Regions from separate parts of the Homo sapiens genome. Here region 2 is linked to region 1. The links are chromatin loops, found by intact Hi-C in ENCODE. Cell type or tissue: heart right ventricle. All regions are shown on one strand. Each heading gives the region's core, and the rest is flanking DNA. Links, peaks and the distances in the headings are about the cores only. Region 1 overlaps CLTCL1 (clathrin heavy chain like 1). Region 2 overlaps CLTCL1 (clathrin heavy chain like 1).

Region 1 (2,807 bases), core at 7-2,506:
CTCACTGCTGCTTTGACCTCCCAGGCTCAAGCAATCCTCCCACTTCAGCCTCCCAAGCAGCTGGGATTACAGGCACATGCCACCACACCTGGCTACTTTTTTTTTTTTTTTTTTTTGAGATGGAGTCTCGCTCTGTTGCCAGGCTGCAATGCAGTGGCATGACCCCACCCTGCTCACTGCAACCTCCGTCTCACGGGTTCAAGTGATTCTCCTGCCTCAGCCTCCCAAGTAGCTGGGACTACAGGCATGCGCCACCACACCCAGCTAATTTTTGTATTTTTAGTAAAGACAGGGTTTCACCATGTTGGCCAGGCTGGTCTCGATCTCTTGACCATGTGATCCACCCGCCTTGGCCTCCCAAAGTGCTGGGATTACAGGTGTGAGCCACCGCACCTGGCCCACCTGGCTAATTTTTATATTTTTTTGTAGAGATGGGGTTTGGCCGTGTTGTCCATGCTGGTCTCAAACTCCTGGGCTCTGCTCACCTTGGCCTCCAAAAATGCTGGGGTTATAGGCGCGAGCCACTGCACCCAGCCACTAAATATTCTCTTGAAGTAAGTAATTTTTGGGCTAAGACTGGATAGGTCAACACAGCAGCCTTGCAGCATGGCTGAGTGAGTGCTCCCTCAGTATCTAATGATGGTCTTGACAAGCTACACTCCTGGGTGCCTTCCCCTGCCACCTGGCACACTCTTTCTTATTCCTTCTAGGATCTGCATCACCAACCAGGTATGGCCACAGAGTGACCACAGCCACTGTCACACACCAGACCACTTCAGAGTGATGCACAGAGTTGACGATCAAACACAGTACTAAGAGTAGGGCTTTAGAACATCTAGCACTTACCTGAGTCTCCTATCCTTTGTTTCCTTCAGGTTTATCTTTACTTCTTGTTTTCAAACATTTTCTCCTCATAGCAACAGTGTATTTTATAGAATGTAGAAACCATCACGCAGTCCTACTGCCCAGAGAAGACTGCCAGCGTCCTGGGGCACTAAGCCAGAGCCTGCTGGCACCTCACCCAACTACTTGTTTCTCCTTTAGGGTCTGGGCATTCCTTAGGGTCTGTCTGCCAAGTTTCTGAGTGACGCTTGGTGTGTTTCAAATCTCATTCACCAGAAACGGTTACATACACTCACAAAGTCATGAGAGTCCAGTAGACCCCAAGCAGCAAATTAACAGTACTTTTATTTCCTAGAGTTGGAATATGACCCACTTCTTAGCAGCTAACTTGTAGATTTGAATAAATTGAGGTAACAGAACAATATACTTAATATGTTGTTTCCTAATTATAAAAACAGTAAGTGATTATTAAAGAAAAATCAGAAGAGATAAGTAAAGAACAAAGTGAACTTGTACAATCTTATCCACTTAGTACCGTGGTGAACAGCTTGATATAAACTCCTCTAAATCCCTTTCTTGTATATATATCTAAATTTAACCCAAAATAGCACAGACATGTGATTTGATTATACCTGCTCCCACAAGTTTCAGGCCAACAAATGATGCCTCACCACAGTGAGATACCACTGCACGCCCATTAAGATGGTGATTACTATTATTATTATTTTAGACAGGGAAGATGTGTTGGCAAGGATATACAGAAATTGGAACAGCTGAGCATTGCTGGGAAGAATATAAAATGGTACAGCCTCCTGGAATACAGTATGGTGGTTCCTCAAAAAGGTAAACATAGAATTACTGTAGGACATGATCCAGCAAGTCCACTTCTGGATATATGCCCAAAAGAATTAAAGCAGGGTCTCAAATAAATCTTTGTACACCCATGTTAACAGCAGCATTATTCACAATAGCCTAAAGGTAGAAGCAACCCAAATGTTCATCAATGGATGAATGGATAAACACATGTCATATATACACATGGTGGACTATTACTCAGTTTCAAAAATGAAGGTGTTTCTAACACATGCTACAACATGGATGAACCTTGAAAATAATATGCTAAGTGAAAAAAGCCAGGTAAAAGGACAAATATTTTGTGGTTCCATGTATATGAAATATCTTGAAAAGCCAAATTAATAGAGACAGATTAGAATGGCAGTTGTCAGGGGCTGGGAAATGAGGAGTCACTGCTTAACAGTTACATAGTTACTCTGGGATAATAAAAGTTCTGGAACTATGTAGTGGTAATGGCTGCATAGCATTGTGAATGTTCTTAATGCCACTGTATCAGACACTTAAAAGTTGTTAAAATGGTAAATTTGGTTATGTATATTTTACCACAATGAAAAAAAGAAGAAAGGAAGAAATGCTGCCCTAATTAGAACTGTTTCCATGAAAGTCCTGTATCATGATTTCTGGAAAATCCTTTTAAGGAAAGTCATGGAGAATGTCCACTGAGAAGTACAAGATAAACATCTGGCACAAGCCCAGCCCAGTCCAAAGCCACTGTGCTCAAGTCTGCAAACCCAGAGAGGTGCCACAGGTGCTCTGCCTCTCGGTGTTAGCCTACAAGTCACTGACCTGGGGTGCATGAACAAGGTTCATCTCCAACAGCCATGTCTGCAGGAGTCCCTCAGCTGGGCGATTATTCTTCAAGGCATCCAATAAGAAGGAAGTACACTGCTGAATTAAACTGTTTTCCATGAAAATGTCCACAATCTGAAACATATCCAAGCCACATTTTCACTCAGTATGTTTTCATTCAGTGTTTCATTTTCCTATTGAAATAGTTCCTGAAATATTATCTCATTTAGAAATTCAGCAATTAGTTCCCTCCCTTGGTTTTTTTTTTTTTTTTGAGATGGAGTCTCGCTCTGTCACCCAGGCTAGACTGCAAAGGCACA
Region 2 (2,807 bases), core at 51-2,550, 57 kb after region 1:
CCTGTGGTCCCAGCTACTCAGGAGGCTGAGGAACAAGAATCGCTTGAAACCAGGAGGCAGAGGCTGGAATGAGCCAAGATTGTGCCACTGCACTCCAGCCTGGGTGACAGAGACAGACCCTGTCTCAAAAAAAAAAAAAAAAAAAAATCTGACACTGGGGAATATGCAAAAAGAAATTACTCATCTGATAGTCCTGTGGTTTCTATGTATAAGGGGCTTAAGGAAGATGTCTGCCTGGGAGGACTACAACTGTGTTTGTACAAGAGTATTAGTGAGAACATCAACTGCCTACATCAGTGAAGCCAGAATGCTTAAGTTGCACTGAACATCCCCATGTTTTCACACCTATGTGGACACCAATATTTTTTCTTTCTGTATCTGTCTCCTTCCCAGTCTCACTCACTGCTTTATCCTTGTGCCTAGCATATGGATGGTAAACAAATAGTAAAACAAATTACTTGTTTCAGGGCAGTAAAATTTAGTTCATCTACAGTTTTTAAAACATACTTTGAGGGCCTGGCGTGGCTGCTCACGCCTGTAATACCAGCACTTTGGGAGGCCGAGGCGGGTGGATCACCTGAGGTCAGGAGTTGGAGACCAGCCTGGCCAACATAATGAAACCCCATCTCTATAAAAATACAAAAATCAGCTGGGTGTGGTGGCGGGCACCTATAATCCCAGCTACCTGGGAGGCTGAAACAGGAGAATCACTTGAACACGGGAAGCGGAGGCTGCAGTGAGCCAAGACCACGCCATTGCATTCCAGCCTGGGCAACAAGAGTGAAACTCTGTTTCAAAAAAATAAATGGGCTGGGTGCAGTGGCTCACACCTGTAATCCCAGCACTTTGGGAGGCTGAGGTGGGCGGATCACGAGGTCAAGAGATTAAGACCATCCTGGCCAACATGGTGAAACCCCATCTCTACTAAAAATACAAAAATTAGCCAGGCATGGTGGCACGCACCTGTAGTCCGAGCTACTCAGGAGGCTGAAGCCAGGAGAATCGCTTGAACCGGGGAGGCAGAGGCTGCAGTGAGCTGAGATCATGCCACTGCACTCCAGCCTGGTGGACAGAGCGAGACTCTGTCTCAAGAAAATAAAATAAAAAACACATTTTATATTTGAAACACGCTGGGCGCGGTGGCTCACGCCTGTAATCCCAGCACTTTGGGAGGCCGAGGCAGGCGGATCACAAGGTCAGGAGATCGAGACCATCCTTGCTAACACGGTGAAACCCTGTCTCTACTAAAAATATAAAAAATTAGCTGGACGTGGTGGTGGGTGCCTGTAGTCCCAGCTACTCGGGAGGCTGAGGCAGGAGAATGGCGTGAACCCTGGAGGCAGAGGTTGCAGTGAGCCGAGATTGTGCCACTGCACTCCAGCCTGGGCAACAGAACAAGACTCCATCTTAAAAAAAAGAAAAAGAAAAAGAAAAAGAAACTTACCAAAGAGCCTTTCCTAGCCTAAAGAGGGAGCTCTGTAAATGAGGGCCTATGAAGAATGTTGACACTAAGGTCTCTTCCAGAACTTACATTCCAGGAGTAGGTTAGTTCAGGGATAGTTAACTACATTTATATAATGCTTTACAGAACTTCTCTCAAATTACACTATTACAGGTTTTCTTTATTTTAACACCAGTGCACAAGACTCTATATTTATCCCAGTTAAATGTCAACTAGCTGGATTCTGGCCTGTCAAGATATATCCGATTCTAATTTCATCACTGAACTTTGCTATCCCAGCTTTGTGGCATCCTTCTTCAGCCTGCCAAGAGTGATGGTCATCTCTCTGGCATGGAGGCCAGCAGCAGGCCTCAAGAGAAGTGGAAGAAAATGTGGGAGAAGAGCCTGCAAACTCAGTAAAGTCTCAGTGAAGAAGCAAAGGAAGGAAAAATCAGACAGATTGCAGAAAGATTCCCCCTTAGAGAAGGGGGTGACAGGGTGCCAGCAACTACTACCCTAGGGAATACTGATAAACAACATGTCAGATAGATGCAGTGATCTGTCTGTGATCCTATGGGAGGATCTTCAGTGTGTTAAGTTACAAAAGCAAAGGGCAGAAGCATATTTAAAGCAGGATTCTTTTGAACATTTTTGGAAGGATATGGTGGCTTCGTTTATAGTGGTTTCCCCTGGGGAGAGACAGACAGAGGCTGAACTGAAAGATTTTAATTCCCATCAGACTAGCCCCTGCAACAGAAATATCTCAGCAGAGAGGAACCTTGACTCAGATCCTCCTAGGACTTAATTCTTTCAACCCAACCAACTAAAAAAGCACTGGTTTGTGTAGCTTAGGCATTCTGAACATTTAAATGTTCTATGGTGAAGATCTGTTTTTCCAAAGAGTCCCCATTCAAATTCATTTACTCTTTGGTCACCCACAATGCCACAGCGGTAGGTACTCCCACAAGGCTCACCCTCGCAGACACCCTGGCTGAGGCAGGTTACTCTCCTTGCTTTGTAAATAAACAAGTCAGAAGGCAACTAACTGGCCAGTATGTATTTCCAATACCAGAAGCAGTGGTAGGCCAACAGGCAAAATTTAACAGTTTACATGGTATCTTAAAATGACATTTTACATGGGATGCAATAATTTTAGGATGCAATGAGCCAACTGCTGTCTTAGTACATCAAAAACCACTTCACAAAATGAGATAGCTACATAATGGCAACATAAACCAAATATGGACTGGATTACTATGGGTACGTGTCCCTTTTTGGAGCATGACCCCCAGAAGCCTCTCCAGACACACACGGGTGTGTGTGGATGGGAACTGTTTTCAGTTCAAGCTCAATCTACACCTTCACA

Evidence for each region. A loop is a pair of places that touch in the nucleus more often than their neighbours do. Peaks named below come from ENCODE experiments on the same cell type or tissue, not always from the same donor. Only the 100,000 strongest peaks of a DNase experiment are listed, where the experiment ranks them.
Region 2: a loop joins it to region 1, with 5 times the contacts of the local background. A loop is called at or near these places in 16 of 110 quality-filtered maps.

Annotation. Positions count from the first base shown.
Region 1 is chr22:19,227,354-19,230,160 of GRCh38, forward strand. It overlaps CLTCL1 (clathrin heavy chain like 1), which reads right to left. Exons shown (of 33, transcript NM_007098.4): 11 at 2,485-2,622. Among named protein-coding and RNA genes, the nearest start is that of SLC25A1, 50 kb to the left of the region's middle. In heart right ventricle, for the core only: no CTCF peak of the experiment used is centred there; a DNase peak (open chromatin) is centred at 998.
Region 2 is chr22:19,283,866-19,286,672 of GRCh38, forward strand. The region is part of intron 1 of CLTCL1 (clathrin heavy chain like 1); the gene reads right to left. Among named protein-coding and RNA genes, the nearest start is that of CLTCL1, 6.4 kb to the right of the region's middle. In heart right ventricle, for the core only: no CTCF peak of the experiment used is centred there; no DNase peak of the experiment used is centred there; H3K27ac peaks cover 2,367 bases.